Regions from separate parts of the Homo sapiens genome. Here regions 1 and 2 are each linked to region 3. Evidence: chromatin loops called from intact Hi-C (ENCODE). Cell type or tissue: mammary epithelial cell. All regions are shown on one strand.

Evidence for each region. Peaks named below come from ENCODE experiments on the same cell type or tissue, not always from the same donor. Only the 100,000 strongest peaks of a DNase experiment are listed, where the experiment ranks them.
Region 1: a loop joins it to region 3, with 8 times the contacts of the local background. A loop is called at or near these places in 5 of 110 quality-filtered maps.
Region 2: a loop joins it to region 3, with 2.6 times the contacts of the local background. A loop is called at or near these places in 3 of 110 quality-filtered maps.

What each region holds. Positions count from the first base shown.
Region 1 is chr7:46,288,031-46,296,030 of GRCh38, forward strand. No RefSeq gene overlaps it. Among named protein-coding and RNA genes, the nearest start is that of IGFBP3, 370 kb to the left of the region's middle. RefSeq lists an enhancer at 2,968-3,047. In mammary epithelial cell, no CTCF peak of the experiment used is centred here; DNase peaks (open chromatin) are centred at 3,191 and 3,791; H3K27ac peaks cover 3,013 bases.
Region 2 is chr7:46,165,642-46,173,641 of GRCh38, forward strand. No RefSeq gene overlaps it. Among named protein-coding and RNA genes, the nearest start is that of IGFBP3, 250 kb to the left of the region's middle. In mammary epithelial cell, no CTCF peak of the experiment used is centred here; a DNase peak (open chromatin) is centred at 3,090; H3K27ac peaks cover 590 bases.
Region 3 is chr7:46,215,559-46,223,558 of GRCh38, forward strand. No RefSeq gene overlaps it. Among named protein-coding and RNA genes, the nearest start is that of IGFBP3, 300 kb to the left of the region's middle. RefSeq lists enhancers at 193-694, 493-787. In mammary epithelial cell, no CTCF peak of the experiment used is centred here; DNase peaks (open chromatin) are centred at 603 and 4,763; H3K27ac peaks cover 2,000 bases.

The DNA of each region.
Region 1 (8,000 bases), 72 kb after region 3:
GGTGGGTGTATGAGTACCTCCCTACTCCAAGCTTTCATCTTCCCACTGTCTGCTTCTTTAAAATGCCACCATCTGAGGGAAGGACTCCATGCAGTTTGCAGCTCCTTACTCATTTAAAACCCAGCTGCAAAAGTCTAAATTAGGAAGGTCAGATCCATAGTCTTTACAAATGGCCTGAAATCATGACGTAGCAAAAATCACTTCTAAATCTTAATAGTGCTCTGTTCCTTTCTGTAACCTCCTTTCTGTGTGCGTGCAAGGCACCACAGGATTAAATGTTTGGATGTTGTTAGAGCAGCAAAATAAAACTAATTATTTCTGCAGTGACATTTTGGCTTGTATGAACATGAACATGAAAAAGCTATCTTTTATGCATTTCTCAACTGAGACATTAGAATCCTTTATATTCAGCGATTTCTGTTTCAACAAAAAGCAAAGGGGCAGGTATAGTGGTGCACGCTTATAATTTCAGAATTTTGGAAGGTCAAGGTGGGAGGATTGCTTGAGACCAGGATTTTGAGACCAACCTGGGCAACATAGTGAGACCCTGTTTCTACAAAAAACAAAGTAAAAATATTAGCTAGGCATGGTGGCACACGCCTGTAGTCCCAGCTACTCAGAAGGTTGAGGTGGGAGGATCGCTTGAGCCCAGGTGGTCAAGGCTGCAGTCAGCCATGGTAGAGCCATTGCACTCCACCCTTGGCAACAGAGCCAGACTCTGTATTAAAAAAAAAAAAAAAAAAGTTGAAATTGCAACATGAGAATGTGAAGGAACAATTTGCTAGTCTTTTTCTTTCTATAGCATGCCTTTTCTCTAAGGTGGTCAGCCAACCAGCCATTGACAGTACTTAAGTGACAGATACCAGCTCAACTCTGCATCGGGCAAGGAACAAGATAGAGGATAGTTCTCACCACCCTTCCAAGTGACAGTGATGACTTAACAACCACCAGTGGAAAAGTCATGTTTAATAATATCTATTTTAGAATTTAGAAAATTGAAGCTCTGAGAGTTTAACTAACTTGCTCCTAGTCATGCAGTAAAAATGACAGAGCTGGGTCATGAACTCACTTAATATGGTCGAAATCTAGTGCCTGAAAAGAGAGCATACCAAAATGATTGAGCTTATTTTCACTCGGCATTTTTTAAAAATGGATTTATATCTGGGTAGTAGAAAGAACTTGTGGAATCAATACACCAAGATTTGAGGCCTTCTGTGGACTATTTGCTGAATGGGGAAATTCATTTCTCTGTTCTGTGCTTTTGCTTTATTATAAAAAGTAATCTTTTTTTTTTTTTTTTTCCAGACACGGTCTGGCACTGTCACCCAGGCTAGAGTGCAGTGGCGCAATCTCAGCTCACTGCAACCTCCACCTCCCAGGTTCAAGCAGTTCTTCTGCCTCAGCTTCCCAAGTAGCTGGGATTACCGGCACCTGCCACCACACCTAACTAATTTTTGTATTTTTAGTACAGATGGGCCATGCTCGCCATGCTGGCCACGGTAGTCTCGAACTCCCAACCTCAGGCGATCTGCCCGCCTCAGCCTCCCAAAGTGCTGGGATTACAGGTGTAAACCACCGCGCCTGGCCAATAATCTTTAAATATACTCCAAACAATATAGCTAGGGGTGTAACTTATGTGTTAGGCAACCAAAGAAGATTTTTTCTTTTTTAACATTTCTGTCTTGTATATGCCAAATTATTTTCAGTAATAGGCATGAAATAATCAGTCATCATTATTATTTTCTAGATTCATCCTTTAATGATGAAATAAGTTTTCAAAAGGATAAATGTCATTTAAAAATCCATTCTTCAAATTCAGTGAAATATTTCATATAGGAACTTACTTTAATATTAAATATAAAAATATTTAATATAGACATTTGTTCTTCCTCAACAAGGAGGTCACACCTCCCAGACTGTGCTCCAGGTTGACAGGGCCAGAGGAAGACTGAGATTGCTTCTCTACCCTGACGGTCACTGTGTCATCATTGCTGATTAGAACGTCCTGCTTGAAACTCAGGAATGTGTTGTACCCCAGGGTTTGGGCACACAGATTGCACTAAAATGGAACCCAAAGGATTTCTATGCCTTACAAATGTATTCTAGAAGTGAGCAGTTGTAGCTGAATCCTCCAGCTATGTAGCTGGGAGCAGTGATTTAGGTCATAGGCCAACAACATCTTTTTGGGGTAAAGGAGCATTTTATCACTGGTGTTGTTTAGAATCTCTGGCAAACACTGGTGATGAAAACCAGGCTGATTTTTATAGGGTTTTATGATTGTCTTTAAGTTTTCTGCAGACAATGTACCCCTCACTGCCTGCACCCAGAATGGGGGGCATGCCCACTGCCCTGCCATTGGTACAACGTTGCACAGAATTCCACTTTTGTATGATTTCATTGTGCTAAATGCCTGTGTTGCTGGAGACCTTTTAGGTCAGCTTTATTGCAACATGCAATCATTATACCTCAGCCCCTGTCTGGGAAGCTTTAGAGAGGAGGGTTCAGGAGTGAGGCTTGGGCTCCTGAGCCCATTGCTTTAAGTGGTGTTGACATGTTTGATAAGGTGTGCACCAGACCCCCTCCTTCTGGGTCAGCAGTAGCCTCCAGTGCTGGCACTAAAGAAGACTTGCAAATGAATATCCCTCTTCACAGAGAAGGGTCCACATTAAATGTGTAACTAGGAGGAAGTAGATCCTTTATTCAGCCCCTAGATCTGAAAGTGCTGCTGACCAGAGGGAAGACCCCTGCCTGCCTTTCTTCCAGTGGTGGTTCAGATTCAACAAGCAGGAACTGAGTGTTGACTTTCTGCACTTATCTGTTAACCAAGGTTTTATAACCTCTAAAGAGGAAGGAACTGGTATTTAGTGAATACCTACCCTGTTGCATGGGGACTATAATTCCCCCTTTTTTAAGAGACTAAGTTGAGGCTTTGGTTTTCAGGGCTACCTGGTTAAGAATAGAAATCTCCCAGATGTCCAGACACCAGGACTGGGTGCCACTGAGATGGCTCAGCTGGGACACACAGTCAGCACACTAAACCCAAAGCTGTCCCTGGAAACGGCCCCACTTGCTTCAGGGCATGGTGCAAAACGTTGATTTAATCTGAGAAGCTGCTCTCTGGCTTTAGGCCAGAGGAGCCACCCACCCAGCCAGAGAGGAGCCTGGCCACCATTACTCAGACCTCTCCTTTCTGGAGAGGGAGTGCACAGCTGGCTCTGTCAGGCGTGGCTCGCAGGCCTGCGGAGTCATTCTGATCCCATTACCTGCATTGCCCACATTACTCCAGAGGCCCCTGATCTCAGCCCACAACTCTGGGCAAATACATGCATCTCACCTGCACAACATCTCTCAAGGAGGCTGTGAAAGGGTTTTTTGTCTCTTGTGTGTTGATGGATGGGTGATGAAACAAGAATACCCAGGGAATGATTGATCATAATTCTTGGTCACCTGAAAGTTGATCTTATTCCTTAGTAGACTGGATTCTACTGGGTAAGGACATCGTGTAGCTCTGTGCCTTGATTTTCTAGAAAAAGAAAGCAAAACAAAACCCAAAACACAAATAAAACAATGATCAAACCGAATTAATGAATTAGTTACTTATTCCTTAAATGTGTCATTTGAGAATCCTGAGCCCATTTTGATCTGGTCTAGGATAAATAGTCATCCCTCTTACCTGTCCATCTACTTAACAAAACTGGCGGGTTACGTGCAGTGTTATTTTTAATGATTCATACTAAAACTTGATGTGTGAGAGCAATATACTAATAGTTTCAGGGAACACTGACTCAGCCACAGTCAAAGCCCTTGGGGTTTGAAATCTAAAAATAAGAAGCATGCTTTAAGAGTAAATTCCTTGATACAAAGAACAAGCTGTTTCTTAGTTCAGCATCTGGGATTACCCAGCCTTTGCTGTAAAGAAACATTCGTTTCCCCAGTAAACAGGGGCTCCCTTGGCCTCTGTCAACAGAACTCTTAACCTGGAGCCCTTGGGACCAGCAAAAACAGGCCATAAACCCCACACTTCACATGACTTTTGCCAATCCATCCCAGAACTGCCAGTTCAGGAAAGGAAGAATGAGGAAGCTGCTGTTTGGTCCCTGGCTTCCTTTTTCCTTTGTATTTGTTACTGTTGTGGTGTTTATTTATAACAGTACCTATTTTATTCCTATTTGAGTTTGAAATTTGGGCTGGAAATCAAAAATTTAAAAGCCTCCATAGTGAATAGATCAAAGATGTACTTTTCATTCCTTCTGATATCTCAATTGCTACAGACAAGAAAACACACATAAAAATACTTCTATTCTGCACAGAAATAGCCTCAAATTTAAGTATTGGAGAAAAAAAAAACAGCCACATGCACTCAGAAGGTTAGATGTGGCCAACTTTACTTACAGATTATGTTCATTTCTAAATGGTTCAGTTATAAAGTTATACTGACAGCGGCTGGGGGTCCTGGAAATTCTCTAACAGCCAACTGTTGGGTCTTGCTTAAGATGCATTTGGGAAAAGGATCTGTTCTCTGGATCCATTTGTCTGTTTCTCACTTTACTTTTCTTTCATTTTCTCTGATGAGGTTTTATATGCTACCTGCAAAAGTCTATTTTAAAAACATAGTATTTTTAATAAAACTGTTTAAAGTAGAAAATTCAAGTGCCATAAAATAATACACTAAAAAAAGTATTTCTTCTCCCGCAACCCCATACCAGGCTCACTGAGGGAGTTCCCCATGATTGTCCTCCCGCTTTCTTTGTACCTTTGCAGACATGAGTGCACAGGCATTTACGTGACAAAGTTTACCACCCCACTTCTTTACACACTTTTTTCATTTACCTTCTTTCCCTTAATCTCTAGGATTTCTTTCCTTTCATCACTTGGAGAACATTTTAATGACTATATTGTGTTTCATGGTTTCAATGAACTCTTTTTAGCCACGATTTATGACCCACTGCTGAACACTGGGAATGTTCTCCAGTCATTTCCTACCACACTGAATTCGATGAATGTGCACACATCTGTACACGTGTGTGAGCACCTATGTGTACGTATGCAGCTCAACTCACTAAAAGTGAAATGATAAAGGGGATGCACGCTTGTTTTCCACATGGCTAGAATTTCATGTTGGATGAAACTGCCAGCACTGCCAAATCAACTGCAAATAGGTGTGCAGTGAACGCTCACAACCAAACGTTTATATCCGAGGTTCCTGTTTCCCAATAACTTCAAAAGAAAAGTCCATTACTAAACATATTGGTGTCTGCAGTCTGAGAGGAGGAGCACAATATTTTGTCCTTGTTTCAGTTGTTTAACTATGAGCCAGGTTAGGTCATCTAGCAGAGCTTCAAGTGGCATTTGGATTTCCTTTTCAGGGAATTGTCTGTTTAATGCACCTTGTCCATTTTTCTGTAGTTTCTTGTCTCCTACCCTTTGAATATCTCTAAAAATATCTGTACACAGACACTCTCTCTTTCTCCCCTTTTTCTGCTACACTGGAAGAAAAAAATGACAGTATGCATTTTATTTTAGGGAATTATACATTTAAGGAAAACATCCTCCTACTCAAATTAAAGTTACAAAAATTACCCATGTTTTCTTTTTTTCTTACTTGTATGGCTTATTGTGTTCTTCTGGTGTAAACAGGCAATCCAACCAGCGTTTATTTTGGTTTAAGGAGTATTGTAAGGATGCAACTTCATTTTCTTCCATATGTATTTCCCATTGCCAGTAATGAAATAATCCATCCTTTCCTTTTGATTTAAAATGTAATATCTATCATATATAATTCCTAATATTAATTTAGTTCCATTTCTGGACTCTATATTTTCTTTCATTGATTTTTGTATTCTCAGAATAAAATTGTTGTATTCTAGATTTGTTTTATTATATGATGAGGCTTGTGCTTGTCTTCCCATTGCTTTTATCTTTTGGATATTTTGTAGACATTCTTTCATCTTAATTTTTCCATATGAACTTTGAATTATCTATTAAAAATGTTCTTTTATTACCATTATTGGTAGCATTTTTATTATTAGATTAAAGATAAATTATATGTTTTTTGAGATTCAATCTTCTCATTAAATAACGTATATGTCTTTTAATTATTCCATTTGTTAATCTTTGTGTTGCTCCATTAGTTTTTAAAGCTCTCTACTTACAGATCTTACATATTTCTTATAAAATTATCCGCAGGTGGGCTTGACTGAGACCAATGTCTGAGACTTGTCCTTCTGAAGAAGTGGATGTCTGCTGCCCACTTGTGAGAATTGCTTGCAGCCAAACGTAAGGCCGTGGGCCCAGTTAGGCACCAGAGGGCTCATCAGCTCATTGTCGCCCACTTTAGTCTGCCGAGATCCCACCCACTTGATCTTGTCGGGAGAGAAGGCTGGTTCTTCCTCAGTCACCAGGGGCCAACGTCACCCTTGCAGAGTATGTGAGCACCAAGGGTCAGCTCCTTTCCCTTAGAGTCCCCACAAGCTTGTCAAACAGCTCTTGTCATTCACCTCTAACTGCTCAGTTGAAGCATTTCGTCACTGTTAAAATTTATGACAAATGGATGGGTGTCTGCCAAACACAACTAGAAACCACAGGAAGATCGGGAGCGAGGGAAGGAGGTGGGAAGCTGTTTAGGACCTCAGGACTTGAGAAGGAGCACAGGGTGGGGGTCCTGTATCCCTCACCCAACAGAGGTGGTCACTCAGACCTGATCTTTGCTGATCCCCACCCTAACAACCAATGGCAGTATAGGCAGGCTGCTCCCTTTCCTGGATTGGATGGGAGACCCTCTGAGAACATGAGGCAATCCTGATAACACCTCAGGGGGACTGACAGGGAGACTGGCCACCAAGGGAGGCGCCCTCCTGCCCTACCAGGCAGTCCTCTGTCCACCTAGAGACACCAGGTGGGAAGGCAGAACAGGAAAGAAGTCCCCAGTCAGACAGCAGCCCAGCCATGAAGCCTCTGTGTCCTCATGGCCCAAGACCCTCCAGACTGCCTAGGCATGAGCTAGGGATGACTGAGGAGTTGAATTCCACCACATGCTGTCCTCCCCAATGGCCAGGCTGGGGAAAAACTTTCTGTCCCTCAGGTGGCACAACAGGAACCAGTGGGAGCCCCAGCAGTACCATATCTAACAAGCAGACCAAAATGACACTGAAAAGCTCTGATGAGTAAACTTCCATTAGAACCACAACCTGCAAAGCAGGTCAGACCTAACAAAGGCAACTACCGGCTAAAGTAATAGATTTAACCAGGTCCTAGAGTTGCCTTTTATAATCGGTAAATGTGTAGGATGCAGCAAACATTACCAGGAATTAATAAAATCATGACTTGAATGAGAAAAGACAATGAAATGATGCCCACACCAAGATTAAAGAGCTGCTGGAATTATCAGATGGAGTTTTAAGGCTGTCATAAAAAATGATATAGCAATTGGCTGGGCACGGTGGCTTACACCTGTAATCCTAACACTTTGGGAGGCCGAAGTAGGTGAATCACGAGGTCAGGAGTTTGAGACCAGCCTAGCCAACATGGTGAAACCCCATCTCTACTAAAAAATAATAATAATAAAAATTAGCAGGGCATAGTGACAGGCACCTGTAATCCCAGCTACTCTGGGGGCTGAGGCAGGAGAATTGCTTGAATATGGGAAGTGGAAGTTGCAGTGAGCCAAGATTGCGCCACTGCACCCTAGCTGGGTGACATCTCAAAATAATAATAAAAAAAAGATATAGCAATCTATTGGAAATTCTTCTTTTTAATGTTATATAATTAAGGTGTATAACATGATATTTTGATAAAGAAATACATAGTTAAATGGTCACTGCAGTCAAGTACATTAACATATCCATCTCCTCTCACAGTTATCATTTTTGTTGTGCATATGGTAAAAAAGCACCTGAAATCTATTTTCTGGACAAATTTATAGTATACAATACAATATTATTAACTATAGCCAGTTAATGGTGTTATACACCAGATCTATAGACTTATTCACCTCATGTAAC
Region 2 (8,000 bases), 50 kb before region 3:
AGTCCATTCTTACACCTATCAAGGTGGGCAATTCATAAATGCATAAGTTTATACATTTATAAAATGTATTAGTTCATTTGCACATATTACCAAGACTGGATAATTTATAAAGGAAAGAGTTGTAATTGACTTACAGTTCTGCATGGCTGGTCAGGCCTCAGAAAATTTACAATCATGGCAATGGCAGAAGGGGAAGTAGGCACCTTCTTCACAAGGCTGCAGGAGACAGAAGTGAGAACACGGAAAAATAAAACTACCACCTTTAAAACCATCAGATCTCATGAGACTTCACTCACTATCACGAAACAGCATGGGGGAAAACACCCCCATGATCTAATCACCTCCTTCCCTCGACATGCGGGGATTACAATTCGAGATGAGATTTGAGTGGGGACACACAGCCAAACCATATCAGTCAGTATCTCCCATCACTGCTGGCAGTGATGCAGCACAACAGTCTTGGCACTGTGGCTTTGCTTTCCTGCACACCTACATGAACCCTTTCAAATGTGGGCTGATGTTAAAGCTTGGGAAGCTTGCATTTATATCTTACCTGTGATATCATTGTGTTCTCTAACACACTTTTACTGAGCACCTGTTTTATAAAAGCCTTTGTTGGAGGCTCTTATAAGCCTCCAACATGTGGAATACATTATTGAACAAAAGTCATCCCCACTTTTTATAGTTTAGATTCTAACAGGGGAAAAAGCCCCCAAATCATAAGAGTAAGGCATGAAGGAATTACACGGTATTTAGAACAGATGAGTAAAAAGGAAAAGAAAGGGTAAGATGAAAACATAGAGCTGGACAAGAGGGAGGCATATTTACTAGAAATGATCTGATTAGTTCTCATAGGAAGCTGAGACTGGAGCAAATACTTGAAAGAGAACAGAGAGGGCATTCTGAAGCTCTCTTCAGGTGGAGGGTCCCAGACAGACCAACCAGAGAGAGAAAAGGGCAGCAGGTAAGCCTGAGGAGCTGGGAAAGGGGCATTGCTTATTCATGCATTCGTTACGATTCAAGATATATTGCATGGGACATATTTATATTCACACACAATTACTTTTATCTATCTGAAATAAATTATAAATCTCTGTTACCTCTTTAATTACATCTTCCTGATGATTTGGCTTCCCTTATCGATTCCTTTTTTTTTTTGCAGAATTCACTCAGAAAATTCCTTGCAGATACAGTGTGTTTTCCATTCCATTGAAGTGTATCTTCTGAGGCAATCACTTTCACATTTGTTTCTTTTTTTTTTTTTTGCCTAATGACTATGCATTACTAAGAAAATGATCAATATTTGCTTTATGAACTGTATGCTGTCCATGTACTGGCATAAAGTTACCCTTTCTGAAAACCGCTTTTCAGATTTGATTTGTTGAGGAGCATAATACCACCTTCTATGACATAAGTTGCTTTTCCATTCTTTGGGATTTCAATTGCATCTCTTATTCAACTTTTAAAAATGTTGCCCATTGCCAAAAAGAAAGCATCCACATCGACTTTAATTCACTTTATCCTCAACATTGCACATGATAGTCTCCTTATTTCCAGGCTGGAAGAGTATTAGTCACATCCATGAAAAAGCAAAGAATTCTTAAGGTGTGAAATCCATTTCAAAGGTAGGCTCAGCAAATGCTGTAATAATTGTCCACTTTGTGTCAAAATTTCTTTTTCTGTTTATAGGTAATGTTGTCCCTTTTACTACTATTGTTGATACTTAGAGTGATACATTATTCTTCAATTATTTCTTTAATACCTTCAACAAGCTTAAGTATAAAAATGATACCTTTTTTCAATTTAAATAATTCTATAACTGAAGATATTTTTAAAAGTAGTCAGAAGCGTAAAGGCTTTACTCAATGAATCATATAAAAAGTCAACATGGATTTTGGGGGCTTTCTTTTTTCAAAATTGAAGTATGATTTCACTGCTTCAAATAAACAGAAGATTTTTTTAAATGAAATGTATGAAAGAATATAATGAGTTTTTGACAGTGAGATAATTGAACATCACTAGTTGAACGAAATCACAAAAGTCCTTTAATTGCTCAGTTTGAATAGCTAAAGTTTGAGAACAATTTCATACGAATAACTTTGATGTCAATAGGAATGAACACCAGCTGCTGTTGAACAGCATTGCATGGAGCACGGGCAGGACAGCCAACTCGACCACAGAATCATTTTTGCTTTCTATTGACTCTGAATAAATATCATCTGCACACTTATACAAACATCCACCCCCAAAATTGTATTTGTATTATTTCTATCTAAAGCAGTACAATTGTTTTTATTTACTCCTAGTTCAATAAGGGAGTCTGTGGAAAAATTTCTGTTCTTTCTGAAGTCTTATCTGGGAGAGTATTTACTCACAATAATCTTTTTCTTTTTTCACAAGAAAACATATTTCACAAACAAAAGAAAATTGTTTAATTTTCTTTAAATTAAATTTAAAGAAATAAAATTTAAATTTAATTAATTTGATTAATTGCACTTGTGGCTATACCATAAAAAGGTGAGGCATTAAAATCTTTGATAATCTATGCAATGGTAAATGGGGCTATTGCATTTTTAATTATTGCAGTAATTAAAGTTTTGAAGTTTTGCACCATCTATCATGGAGAAGAGGCTTAGTTTTGAAACATATTTGGGCAGCTCTTGCTGAATGATTAGCTCACACACAGGTAGCTGTGCTGTAGTAGTACAGTTGTGGGTTGTTTAATGATGGGGATACATTCTGAGAAATGCCTTGTTAGGCAATTTCGTCATTGTGAGAATGTCACAAAGTGTACTTACGTAAACCTAGTGCACCTGTTATACACTTAGGCTATAGCATTGTATATGTGGTCTGTCATTGACCCAAATGTCGTTACTCAGCTCATGACTATATTTGATTTTGGCTAGCATGGGCTGGGCAATCTCTTCCAGCACTGTGGCTCGGCGATCACATGGATTTTTCACTTACAACATTCCATGAAATGCAAAGAGAAGAATTAATGGGAGAGTCAGAGGTATTTTCCAATTTACATAGCTCCATTGTTGAAACTTGTATGTTTTCTCTTAGCCTCAGTTAGCTATGACACACAGCCATGCCTTACTGCTCTGAGTGATGCGTGTGTTATCCACAGCCTCACGTGGCCAGCTAGACTGACTCAGGCCTCGGCAGGTGCTTGGGATCTTACTGTTCCTTTCCATGCCCTTCTTCGGGGCAAATGCCAGGAAAGATATGCTATCTGAGAACATTAGAAAAGCTGTCACTGCTCACAGCTTAGCGCTTCTGGGAAAATCTGGTTCCTCTCCCTGATCAAGAACACCTGCCGGTTCCACATGCATTGTCAGAAGGTGAACCTGTGAGTCACAGTGAGGCTCCAGGCTCCACATGTGAGCGATCGTGCAAGCACCGACTCCTAGAGATGAAAGAGGTCCAAGAATACCTGATCCAATTCTCCTCAGATGCGAAAGTCTCTCTCTGGCATACTGTTAGGCGGTGCCACAGTGCATGTTTGAAATGTAGGTTCAGAGCTGTGCCCTTGGATGTCATTATCACTGTTGATAATTGTGGCTAGAACAACTCTACAGGGCACCATACACATGCACCCTCTGGAGCTGTGCCACAACCTGTGGCCCTATCTGATGTCTGTGACTGATATTATCTTCTAAGATCCAAGAAGACACTCAAGAAGATGTTTATGTCTGAGTTGAAGACCATCTACCTCCATGACCAAAGTGTCCCTGGAGAGTGCCCAAAGTCAAGTTTCAAATTCTCTGTAAGAATTATTTTTATGTTTTATCTAACCATAAGGGCCAAGCTGTTCCTCACCAGTGTCTTGAGTGCCTCCTCTGACAGAGAAAACATTATTCCTTCTAGCCATGAGACCATGGGAAAGGCAGTTCTTCCTCACGTTGAGTCACACACACTCAATTTGCTTGTGGCTTCCCCACATTGGTCCTGGTCCTGCCCTTTGGGGCTTGCCTTGGATTGGGATCTCAAAAAGCAGAAACACACTGCACTTTCAAGCATTTGCTCACTTTCCCTTTTCAACCCTAAGACAAACCTATGGATGAGCAGGCATGAGATCTCCTCCCACCTTATGAATGGAGAAACTGAGGCTCAGAGCAGGTGCCCCATCCACAGGCCAGGTGCCTCCCAGTTCCTGTGGCTCTTGGCCCTGGGGACTGCTCTCTCAGCTCAGCTTAGGATCAGCGGAGGGAAGGAGGGTGATATGGTTTCGCTCTGTCCCCATCCAAATCTCACCTTGAATTGTAGCTCCCATAATCCCCCATGTGTTGTGGAAGAAACCCAATGGGAAGTGATTGAATCATGGGGGTGGGGTTTTCTGTGCTTTTCTTGTAATAGTAAATAAGTCTCATCAGATCTGATGGTTTTATAAAGAGGAGTCCCTCTGCACATGCCCTCTTGCCTGCTGCTGTGTAGAATGTGCCTTTGCTCCTCCTTGCTGTCTGCCATGATTGTGAGGCCTCCACAGCCATGTGGAACTGTGAGTCAATTACACCTTTTTCCTTTATAAGTTACCCACTCTCGGGTATGTTGTTATTAGCAGCATGAGAACAGACTCATACAGAAAGCCTTCTGTTAAATGTTCTGTGCCAGCCCTTCTTGATGGTTGGTCGCCTGCAGGGGCAGTCTGCTTCATCCCACTTGCTGTGCAGTGGCCCTGAGAGGGTTCTGTAGGAAGAACGGTCTCTGTGCTTTGAAAGGGTCTCTCGCTTAACATCAGTAGCTGACCCCCCGGGAGCCGTGAGAGAACAGAGATCTGCAGGCAACCCTGCTCAGACGGCTTAGTCCTATACAGAAGCTGCTGGGCAGTCTTCCACCTGAATTTTATGCTTTAATTATTTACTTTGTATATGATCTTTTTTCACAGTTATATTTATTTTATTTTCACTTTAGCATTTGACTCCAAGGTGTTAAACTTGGAGTGTGAAGCTATGAGAGATGGGTCTGGGATTATGACTATGCGGTCCTAATGCTTTCTCAGTAATGAATATGCTCTGATCATAAGTTTCTTGCCTAGATTCCATTGCTGCTTTCTGGATCCAAATGTTTTTGTTTGACCAAAGAGTGGGTGCCATTTGACTTTCAGGAGAGCATATAAAGTTTCAGGAGGATGGAAAATAAATTCCCTTATGTAAGAATTTATAGGGTTCCAAATTAGAAACCAAAAATGGAATAAGTGGTGATTTTTATATTGAAGTAAACTAACTATTAGACATAAATTTTTCTACAATGTCAGATTTTTACTTATGTACTTGTAGACAGGGGATCAGTTATCAACTGATGTGTAATAAATGACTCCAAGGTTTAGTGACTAAAACAACAGCCATTTACTTTGTCCTGTGCTTCAGGATGTAGACTGCAGTCAGCTAGACATTTGTTTTACTTGTCTTGCTTCCAAAGAGATGTCTCCCGGGCCTCTAGCCACTGGCTACATGTGGTTATTTAATTTTAATTATGAATTAATTTAAGAAAATAAAATGTCTGATCCTCAGCCACACTTGCCATGTTTCAGGTGCTCACTAGACATGGGAGTGGAAGATGCCCTGTAAAACAGCAGAATTATAGGGCATTTCCGTCATCACTGTAATTTCTACTGGGCAGCACTAATCCAGAGCCTTGCCTGTGGCTGGACAGTTTAAGATGACCTCTGTCATGTGTCTGGTGGTCAATGCTGGCTGTCCACTGGAGTATAGATCTCCACAGGCTGGTCTGGCTTCTTCTTATGGAGTTTGGTTTCAAAAATTGTAAAGCAAGAAGGTGGGCCCCCATGCCAAGGTCTTTGAAAGCCTCCACTGACATCACATATATTGATGTCCCATTGGCCAACACAGATCGCGTGACCCGCCCAGAGTTAATACAGGGGGAGCCCGAGCACGGTGCACACCCCAAAAGACACAACTCAATGAGGGCATTGAAAACTACCGCATGGTGAGACGTACATGTTATTTTGGAATAATTAGTAAGCACTCAAAGCACAGTGTATTTTGAAAGCATCATTTAGTTCATGATCTCCATTGGGCTCACAGCAGCCAGTTTTGCAAAATTATACCACAATAACAAAGATTGTCAAGCCTCAGCAAAGTATTCACATACATATTCACAGACAACTTTGTGTCTAAACTTACTATAATTAAATTAGAATTTTCACCACACTATAACTCTTTGCCTTGATGGTAGAAGAATCAATATTCAGTAAATATCTGTTCAATGAGACAGTGCAGGTGACGTAAGTAAAAAGACAATTATCATCTCATTTTCTTGCTGGAAGAAACAAACACTAAAAATTATAAATATGGAAAATTTATAGCCACGTGATACATAAAGGAGAAAAAAAACCAATAGTCAAAAGTAATCCAAGAGCCTGGTAATAACAGCTTCTAATATGTCATAATCTTCCACATGGCACTGTATTTCTTACATGCATTTGCATGTTCTAATTAGTTTAATAGGCTCAGCATCATTTCATCACTGCCTGCCATCACGCTCTGCCAAATAGCACAGTGGACTAGAGGGATAAAGACTGCTGCTTTGTCCTGCAGTTACATATTTTTGTGGGGAGAAAAATAAGGTTAAATAAGCAAGTAAATGATATGGTAAGGTGGAAGAAGAATTAGATACAAGAGGGTTGACTCAGTGGTGTTGGAATGCCTGAGGGGGCAGGGATTCAGGTTCCTGAGTTCAGGGTGGGCCTCTTCAGGGAGGTGAGGGGGCAGCCTAGCAGGTGTCCTGGGGAGGAACCCTCACATGGGAGCAGCTCAGGGGGTCCAAGAGCAAGTATAAGGAAGCCAGATGGAGAGTAAAGAGTCAGGGAGTGGGGTGTAGTGGTCCAGGTTCTCCAGAGAGGCAGAACCAATAGGCTACATGTGCAGAGATATCTATGGGAGGGAGGGGATTTATTAGGAAATTTGGCTCACACAATTATGGAGGCTAAGAAGTCCCATGACAGGCCATGAGTAAGCTGGAGACCCTGGGATGCTGGCAGTGTGGCTCAGTCCAGGTCTGAAAGCCTCGGTGCCACGGAAACCTGTGGTGTAGCTCTCAGCTTGAAAAGGCCTGAAAGCATGGAGGGATCTGATGCGAGTCCAGAAATCCAAAGCTTGTAGAGCTTGGGGTTCTGATATCCAAGGATAGAAGAGTTTCCCAACTATGGAAGAGAGAGGGTGAGATGTCAGCAGCTTTCTGCCTTTTTTTTCCCATCCGGGCCCCCAACTGATTGAATGGTGCCTGCCCAAATTGAGGGTGAATCCTCCCCACTCAGCCCACTAACTCACATGCCAATCTCATCTGGAAACACCCTGGCAAACACACCCAGGAATAACACTTTACCAGCTACCCACGTACCCCTTATCCAGTCAGGTTGACATAGAAAATTAACCATCACAGGGGGCTTAGATGTTCTCCCTCTGAATGAAATGCGGGGCTACCTCCAGGTCTGGAAAGAGTGGTATTGCTTTCCTCCTGTGCACAAGTTTCACTAGGGATGGGGGTGAGCATCCTATCTGTAGCTATAACTGTGTCTGTATCTGTGTCTATATTTAATCTTATCCTTTTCATTCTCAACATCATATTAAAATCATGTTCCTATGTCAGGTAAACACTCTTTGCATGTACACCATGATGATCACAGAAAACACTCAACAGTTTGGGTGTTGGGAGGTGGCCACAGCTTTGTTTGTGGGATTGTATGTCCAGAATTGTGTTTAGGGTTACAGAACCACGACCGCTGGCAGTAAAATGGGTGGCTGTGTTTCCCTGAGCCTCGGTTTCGCCAGCTGTGAAAGGCGCTGATGGCCACACACCCTATACTGGTTAAGTGAACTTGGGGACAAACATAGAGGGTAGAGAAGCAGAGCTGAGAAGCCTTGAGTGCAGGCTCGCTATGGATGCGGGTTGTGGGGGGTGCCATCAGTAGCATGGTATTAGCCATCACCAGGCTTCTCTGAGTTGGTGAAGGAAGAGATGGGGTTCGTTGAACAGCA
Region 3 (8,000 bases):
ACAGAGAGACACAGAGAGATAAGAGATAGAGACAGAGATAAAAAGACAGAGAGATAGATAGTCAAAGAGATAGAGAGAGAGAGAGATGTAGAGATAGAGAAACAAACAGGAAAAGAGAGGCAGAGAGATAAAGAGACAGATAGACAGAGACAGGGAGAGATCAAGAGAGCCCCAGAGGAGAAGTTCTTAGGCATCAAGTCATGGTGGAGGAGCCCAGCACACAAGGCTGTACAAGGAGCCTCCTAGGCCTTCATTCTCCCTCCATGTGCCTCCACGTGTGTAAGAACAGCCTTCGGGGGCTCACAAAAGAGGGCATCTGGGGCTCCTAAATGAGGCTGCAGGACAAAGACCCACTGGGTCTCACTCAGAACAAGGCAACCTGCTTCACCCAGCAGCAGAGAAAGGATGTTGTCAGGAGCAGAACAAGAGACTCCAGGCCGCATTCAAAGTGTTCTCTAACAAACACAATTCCAGTGGCATTGTTCCCCAATCAGAGCCCCATTGACTGAGTGGCTCTTGTTATCTGACCTTCCTGTGAATGTCTGGGAGCGCTCCGAGCCAACACAGCCTCTTACGTAAGAGGATTTTAGAAAGAGCCCTTTGTGCCAGCAGGTGGTGAGGACATATCCACGAGGGCAGGTCTTCCGCACCTTTCCTCATTTGCTGAGGGCATGAATGGCTGGGACCTGGGCCTGCAGCGGGAACAAAAGCCCATTCACAGGCACAGTCTCCGGAGAGCTCCCGCGGGATAATGCAGGGCTCTGGCTTCCAGGTTCGCAGCACGCACTGCTCCCGCCCACCCACTCCAGACTTCCGAGTGGACTCTGCAATGTGATGCTGCAGGTGGGAATACAAGTTCATTTTCCATTGTGGGAAAAAAAAATGTGTGGAAAGCATCGTCATACTATTATTCAGAAACATCTCTTCTAGACAGTTCCTCAGTCACTGAATGGCTGGGTTTGCCTGTTATACCCAGGCTCAGCTGAGGTGCCTGGGACTCTGAAATCTTCTCCACCATGCGAACACACATCAACAGGGTTAGGAGTGGATGGGCACAGCCCTGTCCTCACCTCCCACCTCTGTGCCTCTTCACGGATGCGACATTTATTCCACTCTGTTGTGTTCTAATGAGGCACCCTGATTCATCTTCAGCTTTTAGGGCCAACAATAACTCCTGCTCCCTTTTTTACCCCAGACTCTGGCCTTTTCACTAGATGTTTCCAACAAGATTAGACGCTGTTAATGCTCCAGGTGAACTATGTTCTTTTCTTGTAGGCTCACATCACATCTGTGACCTAACAGGTATGTGCAATTTTTCTTTATTGTCCTATTCTCCCCAGTGGGGAGAGGACTGTGTCTTGGTTTGCTTCCCTTGAGACCCTGTACTAGCACAGCATCAACACTGGACACCATGGGGCAAATCCAAGCTCAGCCTTCTCTGTTCTCAGTGCTCACTGTGGGCCCCCACAGTCCCCACAAACAGTGGGAATGGGCCAAGCTGTGACTCCTGAACCTGTCTCTTCCTTGGAGGGAGCTTCATACATCATGAGCACAGTGTTCTTTTTATTTATTTGTTTGTTTGTTTGTTTATTTTTGAGATGGAGTCTCACTCTGTCACCAGGTTGGAGTGCAGTGGTGCCATCTTGGGTTCACTGCAACCTCTGCCTCCCAGGTTCAAGTGATTCTCCTTACTCAGCCTCCTGAGCAGCTGGGACTACAGGCGCGTGCCACCACACCCAGCTAATTTTTGTATTTTTAATAGAGACGGGGTTTCACCATGTTGGCCAGGATGGTCTCAATCTCTTGACCCCGTGATCCGCCTGCCTCGGCCTCCCAAAGTGCTGGGATTACAAGCATGAGCCACCGCACCCAGCCGTGTTCTTTTTAATGAACTAAATAATTTAAGTAATGCAATGGAAGAAGTTGGTGGAGAATCTAATCCATTTTCCCAGTCTGGGAATCAGCAATCTCACATTTGTCCTCCTGCCTCTGCTTGCCACTTTCTCCCTTTGGTAGTCAGGTTTTTATGCGTAAATCCTGATTCGTGGAAAAGAATTAGAATTCATGGTCTACTTCTGATCCAGTGGCCTGTTAGGTTGGTAACAATCTTTATCATCAATGCAGCAACCATTCATCCTTTCCTAATGTTGGCAAGGTGTTAATTCACTAAATCCTCATAAACCACAGGATGCGGTGGGTAGCTGCCATTCTCATCCCTGTTTTATGTATGTGATAGCTGAGGTGCCCAGAGGGTCAGTCACCTGCTGGGCCACACACTGAGTGGGGAAACAGGGCTGTGGCCAGCTGGCCAGCAGGGCTGCTTGCTTAAGACACATTCTCAGCCACCCGACTGAGGTGCTCCTAGCCACAAGCCTTCGAATTCACTGTTGACACTGAGGCAAGAGATGATCCTTCAACTGAATATTGCAAAAAAGAATAACTTTGGAAATAAAGTACTAGACATGGAAATAAAAGAAATTTAGGAAACTTGTTTCCTAAGGAAAATTGTTCCTTTGCTGGGTCTGAGAGGTGACTGCACCCCTCATGAAGCATCAGGTCTGAGAGGTTAAGCCTCTCAGAGAAATATTCACAACTTGCGTGTAGGATGGACCATAGTGTGGCTATCTCCAGAAAGACAACACTGAATTGGTAAGACAGATTTGTAACAGGAAGAGGCTACTCTATTCCAAGTGGGTGTGGCCCATCCCACTATTTAATTTCTTGATTGGGTTCACATTGACAATCTTTGTCTGCCTTTTTCAGATTCATGTGAAAAGCCACTGCTACCAGCCTCTCCGTGGGGTCCGTGACATGTTCGGATGGGGATTTTGCCTTTAATGTAGTCTAGTGTCTTTTAAACATCCCTTTCTTCCTATCATTCAAATTTGTTATTATTGTCTTCTGTATTTCATAGGAAAACAAATACTGCTTGTTATATATTTCTGTTAAAATATTGCATACACTTTTGCTGTTTTGATTTTGCATCCTTTTTAAAACTCTGTGTCATGATCTTTTTATCGGACTTTAACTTTTCAAGATTTCCATGTGTGTGGGAAACAATGACTTTTTTGTCTACAAATCCCGAGTTTCCTATTGCTCTCTAAGGAAGTTGCTCTTCTGTAACAACTGTGTCAGTATTTCCATTGCCTCATACTTAATTAACATGTTTCATTCATCTGTTGCAATTATCGTTTTTTTTCCCAAAAAATGCCAGGTTTTAATATAGAGCAGTTATCCCGCGATTAATTAGAACCTTTCAGCTCACTATTCTTGGAATATCCTTTTACAATTTTAGCACCCTATAGATTATCTGAGGCTCACAAAAATGAATTTTATTGTTACTACCGAAATAGTTGGAAACAATGGGGAGTGGGAGGGATATAGATTCAGCTCTCAGAAGACGTGTGATATGCCCCGTTCCCCAAACCCTGGCCCTGTGGGGATTTCTTCATCCTTCAACGTCAGCCCACAGGATGAGGATATGATGGAATAGGGGGGTGTAGTTTACTGTCAACTTTTCTTAAATATCCCTTTTCCAACTATTCTTTGATCTCTCCCTCTCATTCTCTATGGGCAGGAAAATAGCTCACTTTTTCACATTGCACTTAAAAAAAAACAGTTGGATGCAATGGGGTCTCTCTAATCACCATGGGAGCAAGAGGACTGAGGCTTCCAGAATTGCCCATTGACTGGAGAACATTGCTGAAGATGCTGCTCTGTTTATGAATGCAGCATTTACGAATAAGACCTGCAACAACCAGAGGCTCAATGGTGGAGAAGGAGGCATCAGGCCATGAGTTACAGTTCAATGCTGTGACAAGGGGGGTGAAGTCCATGCCTAAAGCCACGGGAGATTAATGGTGCCTCTGGGCTTGTGGAAGTCTCCCTAAAAGAGGTCACATTTCTGAGAAGAGATATTTGCATACCAAGGGACTTTGGAGGTAGGCAGAGCTGTCCAGGAGTGGGAAGTCAGAAGGAGGGAGTAAACTAACTTCACCAAGTTTCACCTGGGGACCCGAGGCACAACCTCTGATGCTGGCAAGGAGTGTTCTCATCTGAACTGAGGATTACACCAATCATGGGTCACTCTAGGTGTGAGCTGTGTTTAGGAATTATACCTCAGGGGTATAGTTTAAGCAGCAATTTACCAGAAGAGTTTTCATAACTTCCCAGGTGACAGCACATTTTGGCTCTGTTAATTGAACTGGAAGCTTCCAGTTCCTGGCCTCTGTGATCCTGTGACAAAGTGACTCTGACCAGGTAACTCCTCTGTTTGGGAAAAGAGAGTCCTGCTCAGAATAGGAGCCGGAGCCTGATAGGACAGGTGGTCCCTGAAGTATCTGCTTCCCCCTCAGGGCTCCCTTGCTTCCTCCCCACTTACCCCATCTCCTGTTCTGTATATACTTTTATTTTATTTTAATCTCATTTATTGTCTGTCTTCTCCCTGGGATGTATGTTCCAGGAGTACAGGGATTCTTTTCTCTTTTAATTTCTGTAATATCCTCAGCACATATTACTTTGCCTGACTTGTAGTAGGAGCTCAATAAGTTGTTGTGGAATGAATAAATGAATTAAGTCATTGATAAATTATTCACCACTGTAACCATAATGAATTCAGATCCAGCGTGAATACTGGGTGTCCCCTAGCCTGTCATGCAATGTTTCCGTATATTGGGAGTGTTTATGACACTGCAGTTGCACTGACTCACTGCACAACGTGTCTCACTCCCAGCCTGCAGGCCTCAGGTGGAGGCAGAGCCAACGTGGCACATTCCTGTGTCTCATTTCAACCTAGGGAAGCTGACTGTGAGTAGGGCATGAGGACTTTTGTGTCCAGGCAGGTTTATTATGAGGCTGCGGTCTTGTTCTACACCACGTACACACACAGATAATTGGACCTCTGCCTATGTACAGATGGCAGAAATTCGGTCAATTAGTCTCTCTCTCTCTCTGGAAAATTAGTAAGAATCAAAAATAGAAATAAGGACTGAGGAAGTCATTAAGCATTGTTAGTGGGGAGTAACTTGGTTAAGGCATTACAGACTCCTGTACTGAAAAGACAAGCAAAAGCCCTGGAGCCACCCAGGGTCCTGAGTGATGGTCCTGCACCCCCTCCCACTCTCCAAGGTCAGTTCCTGCAGGGCTGGTAAAACCTCCATGCCAGGGGTGCCCTCACAAATGTTTCTAAACCCAAGCCCTTGAGGTCACCTACATGAATTCCTTATACATACAGCCAACGAGTCTGCAGGAAGCCTGTCTCCAGGTTGGAGTCTGCTTTGTAGAGGACAAGGGAGCCATCCCTGAGGTGGGAGGGAAGAGGGGAGGAAGCCCAGGTGGGTTGGAGGCAGAGCTTCAAACATGGGCCTACAGGTATATAAGCTCTCAGAAGACAAGAGGGAGAAAGTGCTGGGAACACGGCAAAGAAGTGTTCATCATCTTAATTTTCCTGTAAGTATCATTCCAGAAAGAGGGAGACCAAGTTGTAATTCCAACCCAGGGTTCTCACTCCAGAACCCAGGTTTCTGTGCTGTATCCAAACCTCTAACGCTGACTCAGGCAGCTAACGGGAACAGCTGGACTGGACGGAGCAGCATGATTGGAGGAAACTATGTTCCTAGGAATACTGTTTTAACTCAATGAGTGTAGTCAAATTGTGGGTTATTGTGGTTTATTAAAGCAGAGCTCCATTGTTGGAATGCCAACTCCCTATCAGACCAGCACTGGGCTTTCTAATCTTAATTTATAGTCCTCTTGACCACCTTGCCAGTGGGTACAGGTGACTTTATTTAGCAAACGAGGAGACTGAGGCACAAAAAGTTTGATGAGTGTGCTCAGGGTTGCAGAGATTGTAGGTGACAAAGCTGAGAAAGCTTTGATAGATTGATGACTGATTTATTTTTTTCTTCCCTTTGTTCTTTTTTGCAACCTGGCATGTGCCGGGCAAGTTAACCTACTCCTATGAAAATGATCTGCTTTCAGACCACGCCCAACCTATCAGGGACATGAAGCAGGGCTGCAGAATATCAAAGCACCATCTAGAGACTCAAAATCCGGAGACCCTATCAATTCCAAGGAGGATAAAAATCACCTTTGATTGCTCGAATCTGGGAAGGGCAGGTAGATGGGGTGACATTTGAAATGAGTCTTGAAGAGTGTCTAGGAAATGACTGAAAAGAGGCTTTCCAGTGTGCGGGGCACGATCGCCCTTGATATTTAGTTGTGTTTTACTGGCTGAAAAGTCTTTTCTTATTTATTTTTTCACATAATAAAATTTGCACGGTGATTTTCATGGAGTGACCAAGATAAATAGGTGGAGCTGCAAATACGTGTGCTGAGCAAGGGCAATGGTCAGACGCTCAGCCACGGACAGAGCACTGGAGGACAGGTGCTCTGGGCCACCCCTTGGGGGATCGTGAAAAGCAGAATCCCCCTCCCCTCAGTAAGAACCCACTTTATTTAACAACAGCCACTGGAGAAGTTCAGAGAAACCAAAAGATGATTCTTTGAAAAGATGAATAAAATTGATAAATATCTAGCTGAGAGGAAGTAGGGGCAGGGGACATGGAAGAGAGGAGGGAGGAGAGAGGATGAAAAAGGGGCACCTACAGAGATCCTACAGACAGAAAGGAAAATAGGGAATACTGGGAAAACTTTATGTCAATAAATTTGACACACTAGCGTTAAAATAGAGAATTTTTTTTTCACCTGAGGTCAGGAGTTTGCGACGAGCCTGACCAACATGGTGAAACCCCGTCTCTACTAAAAAATACAAAAATTAGCCGGGCATGGTGGCAGGCGCCTATAGGCTGAAGTGCAATGGCACTGTCTGGGCTCAATGAAACCTCCGCCCCCGGGGTTCAAGCGATTGTCACGCCTCAGCCTCCTGAGTAGCTGAGATTACAGGTGCCCGCCACCATGACTAGCTATTTTTTTTTTTTTTTTGGTATTTTTAGTCGAGGTGGGGTTTCACTATGTTGGCCAGGCTGTTCTTGAACTCCTGACCTCAGGCGATTTGCTCGCCTCGGCCTCCCAAAGTGCTGGGATTACAGGCGTGAGCTACGGCATCTGGACTAGAAATGTTTTAAAAGACACAAATGACCAAGCTAGGTTTTGTTCCAAATGATGATGAAAAACCATTAAGCAGTCGTTGTTGTGAAGTGAGTTGAGGGGAAAGATGGGCATGGGAGCCCAGACCCAGTAACTTGCAGTTACCCAGGGAGTGAAGACGGGTCCTACTAGGAGGTTGATGGCGGCAGTGGCTGACAGCATCAGGAACTAGAGAAGAAGAGGAGTCCTGAGGATCCAAAGCTCTCAATATCATCAACTGGGGAAAGCCATTTATGGTCTCAGGACCTGGAGGTAGGAACACACTTGAGGGGTTTGGGCAAACAAGTGTTCAGTTTGGGGGATGTCAAGGCTGAATAGCTGGTATTCAAATGCATGGAGGTCGAGAGGCAGTTGTGCATGCTAATACCATGCAGAAGAAATGTTGGGACAGGAGATGTAAACATTAGGAAGCTATCAGCACATAGTGCAGCTTCAGAGCAGTGAGTGCAGTGAGAATGGGAGAATCAGACTGAGCCGGAACTTTTCTGGGAACTGGGGAGAAGAAGGAACAACACAGGAGGAAAGCCAGAGGGAGTGATGCGATGACAGCTGAGCCCACAGAGCCTTTTCTAAAAAAGTGATGACAAAGTCTGTGTCAAATGCTGCTGAAAGGCCTGTATAGTGAACATTGCAAATTTCCCATGAGTTTTGATCAAGTGAAATTTATTAGTGACCCTGATGAGAACATTTTCACTGAAAGGAAGGACACCTGGAATGATGGAATGGAAGAAAGGAAGGACAAATATTAGACGCAGATGCTATAAACAATTCTTTCAAGGGGTTGATGATAGAAGAAAGCAAAAATAATGGTGGAAAATATTGGTACCATGTTAATACTTCGACGCTAGAGAAAATTGTTGTTAAAGTGAGGGATAATGTGGCGAGTATGATGT